2 separate regions of the Homo sapiens genome follow, and region 1 is linked to region 2. A link is an interaction called in ENCODE POLR2A ChIA-PET data of the cell type or tissue named here. Cell type or tissue: IMR-90. All regions are shown on one strand.

Region 1 (5,000 bases), 870 kb before region 2:
TGCATGCTATAATGATTTTTCCTTTCTGCATAAAATTTTGTGTTCCCTGTAGTGAATTATTATCATTTTAATCATTTCCTTAGTTTCTATGTACTTATCAATAATTTGATACCCAAACTCTCTTCCACTTGTATAAATCTCCTTTCAATAAATTTGAAAACATTAGGTACTTCCTCAACTTCTTAAGAAATCTCTCCAGAGCCTTTTCAATGCTCTAATCTAAAGGGGCTGCTCTTGATGCCTGGTGCTCAGGTGTGATCCTGGATCTCCTTCACTGTTATCATGGGATTCCCTTTGCTTCTCTCTTGGACTAGATCCTGGGCTTCCTGGATCCATCTTTTCTTTTCTTTTTTTTTTTTTTAATTTTTACTTTCTTTTTAGGTGGATTACAGCCTTCAGGTGCTTCTTGAGAAAGTATATATGGGGGTAAATTTTTTTAGATCTTGTAGGTCTAAAAATGTCTTTATTCCACCTTCACACTTAATTGTTTGGCTTGGTATAAAATTCTAGGTTGGAAATAATATTCCTTCAGAACTTTGAAGATCTTACTCCATTGTTTTATAATACCCAGTGTTGCTGATAAAGTTTGTTGCCATTTGGTTTCTTCTTCCTCCGTATAAAACTTTTTTACCTCTTCTCTAGAAGCTTGTAGGGTCTCTGTGTCCCTGATATTCTGAAATGTTACAATACTGTGCCTTGGTGTGGGTCTATTTATATCCATTGTGTGTGGTGGCCCCTTCCAGTTGGCAACTCATATCCATCAGTCCTGGCAAATGTTCCTGAAATATTTTGTGATGATTCCCTTCCCTCTATTTTTTCTCTGTAAAACTCCATCTATCCGGATATTGGGCCTCCTTGACTGGTCCTTGAGTTTTATATTTTCTCTTTCTTTCTATCGCGCTGGCTTTTTCTTCACTCCACTTTCTGGGAGATATCCTCAACTTTATCTTTCAGCCCTTTTGACTCTTTCATTTCTGCTAACATATTTTTAATCTCCAAGAGTTCCTTTGAACTCTTGGAGATTAAAAACGAGCTTTCTCCTGAAAGCCCTTTTTAAAAATTACAACCGGTTCCTTTTACATAAACGCAGCATCTCTTCTTATTAACTTGAGAGTCTTGATAGCTGATTTTTAGTTTTTTCTCCCTCTATAGTCTCTGTTTCCTGCAAGTGGCTTTTCTTCTATTCATTTGTTTTAGTCTTTGTATTTTTCATTAGGCTTCACCAGATGTCTGGGGATCTATATACTGCTCTTATTTAAAGTGAGGCACTAATGCTATTTGGAATAGCTCTGCTTGTTGACTGGGCTTCTCAGTAGGGTGATATGGCCAGATTGCTTCCTGGGGAGCCCATAACATCAATATCTTTGGGTCTTTTCTCTTAGATTGGTCAGATGCCCCCAGAGAAGAAGTCATTCTCTACCGAAGGGAAGAAACATACCCATGGGCACCAGGGAAGGAAGGATGGAGCCTCATGCTCAGTACTTCAGTTTTACTCAATCCCCCGTGTTCAGCTTAGTACCTCCACCTTCAGTGTGACTGGGATCTTTGGTTCAGGGACTCTCATCTCAGGAAAAGAAACTTCTCTCTTCTGTCAGCTCAGGGAAGAACAGTTGTTTGGCTGCTTGTTGGCAAGGAGACCATCTGGGGCTCTAGTGGCTCTTCCCACCTTAGCCCCACATTTGCCCCCAGTTCTGGAGGAGACTTGCTGCCAATTCTTGAGGCTTTGCAGGATAAAGCAGATTTCTTCTTGGTTTTTCCCACTGTTGGCTTAGGATTCTGCCCTTTCACATCTGCTGGATCAGTTACCACCTTTCTACTCTATGAAATGTTATACGATATTTTTTCCTTTCTATTTCTCTTTCTTCCTTGAATTTTATGTCTTTAAAAATACAAAAAAATTGTACCTTAAAAATGTTTTAAAATGCTTTAAAAATGTTCTAAGAAAACCCATTATAGTAGGGTGTATGAAGGGAGTAAAGCCATCTTTAACAGGAAGTCATGATTTTCCTTTTACTTGTTCATCTTTCCCACCAGAATGTGAACTTCATGGCTCCACATAACTGGTATATGGTAGAGGATCAATTACAATGTTAGGCTGTTCATCCTCATGATATCCTTGAGGGAGTGTGTAAATCAGCTGAGGCTAAATTATGCTGCAGCAACAAATGATCCCCAAATCTGAATGGTTAGTATAACAAGGGTTTATTTCTTGTTCACTTTACATATTCATTGTGAGTTGGCTGCAGCTCTGGCTTATGTCTTCTGAATTCCAGATCCAAGTTGAAGAAGCCTCTATTTGTGACACAGCAGTCTTGCGACAGAGTTTGAAAATGTGAACCACATGATGAGTGCTGAGGCTTCTCTCAGAAGTGGCAGGCTCACTTCTGTTCACATCTCATTGGCCAAAGCAAACCCACATGGCCAAGGCTGTGGTCAATGCAGTACCAAGTCTAATCCTCCCTCAGCAGGGGTGGTGAATATTTTAGAACAAAAATGCAATCTAGCATAGGAGGCATTATCACTACCATTTCGCAGACAAACTAAGGCTAGGAAGTGGTAAGACTGGCAATGAAGTCGACATCTTCCTGATTACAAAGCCTGTGCTATTTCTATGATGTTCACTGCTTCCCTGGACCCAACTGCCTCTCCTCTAGCCTGGTGGTTGCACTGAGGAGACAAGAAATTGTGTGGGCCCTGGGACTGGCTTCATGCAGCTCACTTATAGATGGCACACTCATGGAAAAACTCTGCCAACTGCCATCCAGTTTCAAGATGATAGTGAAGCTGTTCCTTAATGTGCTGTAGAAGTGTATTAAATGTGGTCATGTGCTGGGTGCAGTGGTTCATGTCTGTAATCCCAGCACTTTGGGAGGCCGAGGTGGGCAGATCACCTGTGGTGAGGAGTTCGAGACCAGCCTGGCCAACATGGTGAAACCCCATCTCTACTAAAAATACAAAATTAGCTTGGCATGGTGGCGCATGCCTGTAATCCTAGCTACTCGGGAGGCTGAGGCAGGAGAATCACTTGAATCTGGAAGGCAGAGGTTGCAGTGAGCCGAGATCGCACCATTGCACTCCAGCCTGGGCAACAAGAGTGAAACTCCAGCTCAAAAAAAAAAAAAAAAAATGTGGTGATGCTTGGTTTAGTTCAACAGCCGTTCACCGTTCATCAAATATGTACAGAGGGCCTGTTTCTACTTTCAACACTATGCTCCAGTGTTGGTACACACAATAAATAGGCTTTTCCTTACAGAAGGTTGCAATTTAAATTTGCATTAGGTAATACTGTTTTTATTATCTTCATTTTTTTTTGAGATGGAGTCTTGCTCTATTACCCAGGCTGGAGTACAATGGTGTGATCTCAGCTCACTGCAACCTCTGCCTCCCAGGTTCAAGTGATTCCCCTGCCTCAGCCTCCTGAGTAGCTGGGATTATAGGCACTTGCCATCATGCCTGGCTAAGTTTTGTACTTTTGTAGAGATGGGGTTTCACCATGTTGGCCAGGTTGGCTTTGAACTCCTGACATCAGGTGATCCACTGCCTCGGCCTCCCAAAGTGCTGGGATTACAGGCATGAGCCACCTTGCCTGGCATATATTCATTTTATAAAATACAAATTTAAAGCTTAGAAAGGTTAAGTAATTTGCCCAAACTTACATAGCTAGCTAGTGGGTAGGACCCAACATCCAAACATACGGTCTTAACCTTTCGATATATATCTTCCCTTGGTTAAAAAGAAAATTATTTGCTGGGCATGGTGGCTCATGCCTGTAATCCCAGCACTTTGGGAGGCTGAGCTGGGCAGATCACTTGAGGTTAGGAGTTCGAGACCAACCTGGCCAGTATGGTGAAACCCTGTTTCTACTAAAAAAAAAAAAAAAAGAAAAAGAAAAATTATTATTGTTTTGAGACAGTTTCACTCTGTCAACTCTGTCACCCAGGCTGGAGTTTATGGCTCACTGCAGCCGCCGCCTCCTGGCCTCAAGCGATTCTCCCACCTCAGCCTCCCTAGTAGCTGGGACCACTCCCTAGTAGCACATGCCACCACACCCAGCTATTTTTTGTAGAGACAGGGTTTTGCCATGTTGCCCAGGCTGGTCTCAGACTCCTTTGGGCTCAACCAAATATGCCTGCCTCGGCCTCCCAAAGCGTTGGGATTACAGGCGTGAGCCACCATACTTGGTCTTGATTTTTTTTTTTTGACAAATAATTTACACATAATAAAATACACAGATCTTAAGTGTTCAGTGTGATGAGTCTGTACAATTTTGTTATATCCATTGTATCAATCACCCAAAGAAAGATCTAGAACATTCTTATCATCCCAGAGTTTCCTTTGTGCTCTTTTCCAGTCAGTTTCCCCCAACTTCCCATCCCCTAAAAGGCAACGATTTTCTGATTTCTATCACTGCAGATTCTGGCTGCCCTGGAACTTCATAGAAATGGAATTGTACGGTACATACTCTTTTGTCTCTGGCTTTTTTTCTCTCTGCAGAATGATGTTTTTAGGGCTCATCCATGTTGCTGTGGGTATCAGTCGTTCTTTCCCTTATTATTCCTGAGTAGTACTCCATGAGCGAGCATATCACATTTGTTTATCCATTCCTCTGTTGGTGATTTAGATTGTTTTCAGTTTTTGACTTTTATGGATAAGACTGCTATGAATATCCTTGTACAAGTGTTTGAGTAGACACATAGTTTCCTTTCTCTTGAGTAAATACCTAGGTCTCATAGGTAAGCACTATGCTTTGAATATAGCTTGTCCCCACCCAAATTCATATTGAGGTGTGGTCGGTCCCCAGTGGGGCAATGTTGGGAGGTGGTGCCTTTAAGAGGTGATTAGGTTGTTAAAACAGATTAATCTCTTTCTCACAAGACTGGGTTAGTTCCATGGGAGTGGATCAGTTTTCACAAGAGTGGGCTGTTATAAAGCTAGGCTGCCTCTCATGTTTTCATCTTTTTCACACATGCCCGTTTCCCTTGCCACTCCTCTGCTATATT
Region 2 (5,000 bases):
ACCCAGCAACTGCCCTTCACAGTATCTTCCCTGAAGACAGTCACATATGTACATAAGGAGACAGTGGGGATGCTCTTGGCAGCACTGTAACTGGAAAAAGGGAAACCAAACAAACTCTACACTGCTATGGAAAGAGATACACTGTGGCTTATTCACCCAACAGAATTCTCTACACCATGGGTTGGCATTCTTTTTTTTTGAAAAGGGCCAGATAGTAAATATTTTGGTCTTGTGGGCTATATGGTCTCTGTCACTCAACTGGCACTGTTAGCATAAAAGCAGCCATGGACAACAGGTGAGTAAATGGGCAAAGCTGTGTTCCACACAGCCCTCTGGGCTGTGCTTTGCCAACCCAACTCTACACTTACAGAACTCCATGTATAAACAGATACAAAATCTCAAAAACAAGGCAAAATGAAAAAAGCAGGTTGCAAAGGATAGCTATTACATGATTCAACATGTGTAAAATTTTAAAACATTTACAAAATAAAACTATATATATATACATATATAAAATATTTACAAATACACAATTAATAATGAAAGCATAAGATCTGAGAATGAAATGCATTGATTACATGATTACTTCTGAAAGGGGAACAAAGGAGAAAGGATGGCATTGGGGTGGGGCTTTAGCTGATCTATAATATTTTATTTCTTAAAAAAGTATCAGATGTAACCAAACCTCCCCACAAGAGCCAGCTTGAAGGGGGCTCCCCACTGGGGTAATTGGATAAATGGGATAATGTAAGCTTCAAAATAAATAATGACAGTGACAGAATGCAACCTATTGAATAAAATAAGAATCCATGAGTCAATACTGCTATGAATGAATAAATGGGGAAAAAGAAAAAGATCTTCCTTACAGTAGAATGCCAACTAATAATGTAAAAGAAATAATGGAGTTAGAAAATCACTCTGGTAATTATTATGGTAATAACTGCTTCAGGCAAGAATGATCAAATGGTATTAAAACTAATACAGGACAGATTTAAGAGAAAAAAGGATAATAATGTAATTTCAGCATGTCTTCCCATAAGATATATACTCATTACAAAGGAAGAAATAGTAACTTTTGGAGAAACTTGGCAAGCACCGCCTTACCCAAATGACCAGGGTTAACCTCATTAGTAATGAAACAAATCAACACTGTGTGCCTCCAGATACAGTGTGCTGACAAGGACACAACAGGTAAGGTATTCCTGCCAAAAACACTTAACCTAAATCCAATAATGAGGAAACATCAGACAAACTCAAATTAAGGAACATTTTACAAAATAACTGGCCTGTATTTTTCAAAAATGTCAATGTTATGAAAGACAAAGACTGAAAAACTGTTCAAAATTAAAGGGGACTAGAGAGGCATAGCAATTAATGAATTAACAATTAATATGTGATCTGGGATTGGACCTTAGATTATGAGAGACATTACTGAGATAATTTGTAAAATTTAAATGAGATCTGTAAATTAGATAGCAGTATTGTATCAATGCTAATTTTCTGATTTTAATAACTGTACTGAGTTATATAACAGGATGTCCTTGATTTTAGAAAATACACAATTAAGTACTTAAGAGAAAAGAGGATCAAGTCTGTAATTTACTCTCAAAAGGCTTAGGAAATAAATCAACATGTAAATAGAAAAAATGATGAACAATTATAGTAAAATATCGATAACTAGGGAATCAGGGTGAAGGATAGATGAGTACTTTGTACTATTTTTGCAACTTTTCTGTAATTCTGAAATTATTTCAAAATGTAAAAGTTTTAAAAAGAGTATCTGGGCCAGGCGTGGTGGCTCACACCTGTAATCCCAGCAGTTTGGAAGGCCAAGATAGGAGGATAGCTTGAGCCCAGGAGTTCAAACCAGCTTGGGAGAGATGGCAAGACTCCGTCCCTACAAAAAATAAAAATAAAAAAAGGACATCTGAATATGGCAAAATTAAATCCTAGTGGTTTGCATGTGACTATCATAGTCACCACTTTTCTCTATACATGAAGTATTTCCTAATAAAAAATATGAATGTTAAATTTTAAAAGCCTTATAAACAGAAAGCAAAACAAAACAAAGAACACTGGACTTGATTTTAACCCAAGTCAGGTGTCCCAGGCCTGCTGCCCACCAGCTAGGTGACTTTGTCAAGTCCCCTGATCCTCTGAGCCTGTTCCTCACACCTCCTTCTTGGAGCTCATGTAAGGACTCTGGTGGTATGTGAGTGCCACACTGGTGTAAGATATGGCTGGCTTGATGGCCTCAGAAAAGAAAAAAAGAAGAAACAAAAATGCAGCAACCTTTCCTGCAACCCTTATGTGGACAAGCTGTGGCTTTCACTTCCTCTCCTACTGCTTAGGAGCCTTCTGTAATAACTCCATAAGAACAGGCACGGGAAAAAGCCCACTCCTCCCCCAATGCCCGTAACAACAAGTGCCTTAAAAAAATTTTAAAGCCTTGGCTTTTGCAATACACATCTCCACTGACTCATGCCCTGGCCAGTTAAGTTGGTTTAAGGTTGGAGCCTTCAGATGTTATTGTTAGTCATGATTCAACAAAGTCTGTAAAAGGAGCTGGAATAAGAGTTGAACAGGTTTGTGTAATTTACTGAGCAAGCAAAATTGTTTTGAGTAGACTGGTGGCAATCTTCAAAACTTCAAATGTCTCTTTTCCTGTCTTTTAAACCAAGCAATCCTTCAAAGTACCTGGCAAATGTTGGCCAGGCAGCATCCAAGTCAAAGCCCCTCGACGCCAGGTCAAACTGAACCTCAGTCAGCTCATAGAGTTGGCCCACAATGTCCGAGCTCAGCTTTGGCTGCAGAAAGGGGCTTCTTGCATAGTACCAGTCACTGCAGAAAAACATGTCAATTATAAGAGTAATAAAGATAAAGTATGAATTTACTCAGTCCTCCCACTGTGGCTCTGCCTCATCGAATTCCAACTCAGGTTACTAAATTAAAAGACACAGGCACACAAACCAATTTCATTTTCATGGTAGAAGAACATAACTCTCAAATAAGCTTGCTCTTCTTCAAAGAAATTACTGCAATGATCTGGATGCTTATTCATTTATTATATATATCATATCTACTTCTCAAAAAGGATATGGGAAACCTTAAACATCAATTATTTGCCAAGAAAGGGGAATTGTAGGAGAAAGAAAACTTCTTTTTTGAAAGATTACTACCTATTCCATTTTCAGAACTCAATATGGGACACTAAACTCACTGCTAATTTCTGTCCAGATACCAATTTAAAAGCCAAGGAACAAACTATTCAGAAATGGTTCAGCACCGTAAGACAGGGTGAGAAAAAATAAAATAAATGTTATCTGCATTTTGAGGTAGTGGTTGTTTCATTTCAGGCAAAGTAACAAGAATTTTAAAAAGATGCATCAGAACACAGTCGCTCATGCCTGTAATCCCAACACTTTGGGAAGCTGAGGCAGGAGGATAGCTTGAACCCAGGAGTTTGAGGCCAGGGTGGGCAACATGGCAATATCCCATCTCTACCAAAAAAACACAAAAAATTAGCTGAGCATGGTGGCATGTACCTGTAGTCCCAGCTTCTCAAGAGGCTGAGGCAGGAGGATTGCTTGAACCCAGGAGGTAGAGGCCACAGTAAGCCATGATCATGCCACTGCACTCCAGCCTGTGTGACAGGTTAAGACTACCCCAACCCCCTACCCCAACCCTTGCCCAAAATGAAAAAGATGCCTGGGCATAGTGGCTCACACCTGTAATCCTAGCACTTTGGGAGGCCTAGGCAGGGGGTTCACTTGAGCCCAGGAATTTGAGGCCAAGCTGGGCAACATAGTGAGACCCTGTCTATATAAAAAGTAAAAAATTAGCCAGACACAGTGGTAAATGCCTATCCAGCTACTCGAAGGCTGAGGTAAGAAGATCACTTGAGCCCAGCAGCTTGAGGTTACAGTGTGCTATGATCGTGCCACTGCACTCCCGCGTGGGCAAAAAAGTGGGACATTATTGTCTGTGAACTGTGCGATCTTCACCAAACATCTAAAACAAAATAACCTTCAAATCAAATATGCAAACTTTTTCAGCTCACATCAATTCACAAGGCCTGTCACATGCATGAGAAATATGAGTACATCTCTATGCAAATCAATCTTTAAGGTGACATAATGAAACAAAAGGTTTTCCCTTTGTAGTTTTTTTTAGATTCAAAAAAATTTGGAATACTCCAAAAGGAAAGGGGCCAAGAGATGCTGGAAAACCCAAAGAGGTTTAGTTGACTGGTACCTGATTTGCAGCTTCTAAGCTGACACCCATTCTCCCCTTTATAGACTCAATCCCTGCCTCTCTCCTCCCTTCTCTCTTCCCTTTTGAGGCTTCAGCACTACCCGCACAAAGGCTGACTGCACACCTGACCTGAGCTCTGCAGTGGCTCCCAGTCCTGGCTACCCACCAGTCTCCAGTGTGTTCACTCAGTATGCCAGGTGAGGACGCAGGCTCAGTAGTATTAAAAGCCCCACAGGTGATTCTGCTGAGAGGCCAAGGCTGTAACCTGTCTGTCCAGTAGTGCTGGCACCAAGGACATGCCATCCACCAGGGAAAATGCCTGGTATCGGGAGTTAAGAGAGTAACGGGTGAGGCCTAGAGAAAAGCATTAAGCCCCTCTGAGCCTCACTTACCTATAAAAACACAGTGCTACTTGCCCACATGTGTCAAGGACTTTGGGAGGAGGGGTGGAAGACAATGATATATGTGGAAGGAGTCTGCAGTGTCACGGGGGACACAAATGAGCACTACTGTTGCAGCTGTCATTATTATTAATGAACTTTAGTTCATTTCTGCACGGGATGATCCCAAACCCCAGCCCTGTCCTGTATTTACCTGGTCACTTTGGTGTTCATGAAGCACTGCTGTAAGGTGTCTGCCAACCTCTGGTGCACCAAGGAGTAGCGAATAAATGCTCTTCCTTTCCCCAAGGATGTTCGGAGCTGGAAAAAGCAGATTACATAGAGCCAAAGAGCTGTCAGCCTAAC

Evidence for each region. Peaks named below come from ENCODE experiments on the same cell type or tissue, not always from the same donor. Only the 100,000 strongest peaks of a DNase experiment are listed, where the experiment ranks them.
Region 1: POLR2A ChIA-PET joins it to region 2 with 8 read pairs; 1 of 35 experiments calls an interaction of 5 or more read pairs at or near these places.

The regions. Positions count from the first base shown.
Region 1 is chr3:45,098,778-45,103,777 of GRCh38, forward strand. All of the region lies in intron 4 of CDCP1 (CUB domain containing protein 1), which reads right to left. Among named protein-coding and RNA genes, the nearest start is that of CDCP1, 45 kb to the right of the region's middle. In IMR-90, no CTCF peak of the experiment used is centred here; a DNase peak (open chromatin) is centred at 2,324.
Region 2 is chr3:45,970,391-45,975,390 of GRCh38, forward strand. It overlaps FYCO1 (FYVE and coiled-coil domain autophagy adaptor 1), which reads right to left. Exons shown (of 18, transcript NM_024513.4): 5 at 4,849-4,955; 6 at 2,698-2,841. Among named protein-coding and RNA genes, the nearest start is that of FYCO1, 23 kb to the right of the region's middle. In IMR-90, no CTCF peak of the experiment used is centred here; a DNase peak (open chromatin) is centred at 2,481; H3K27ac peaks cover 593 bases.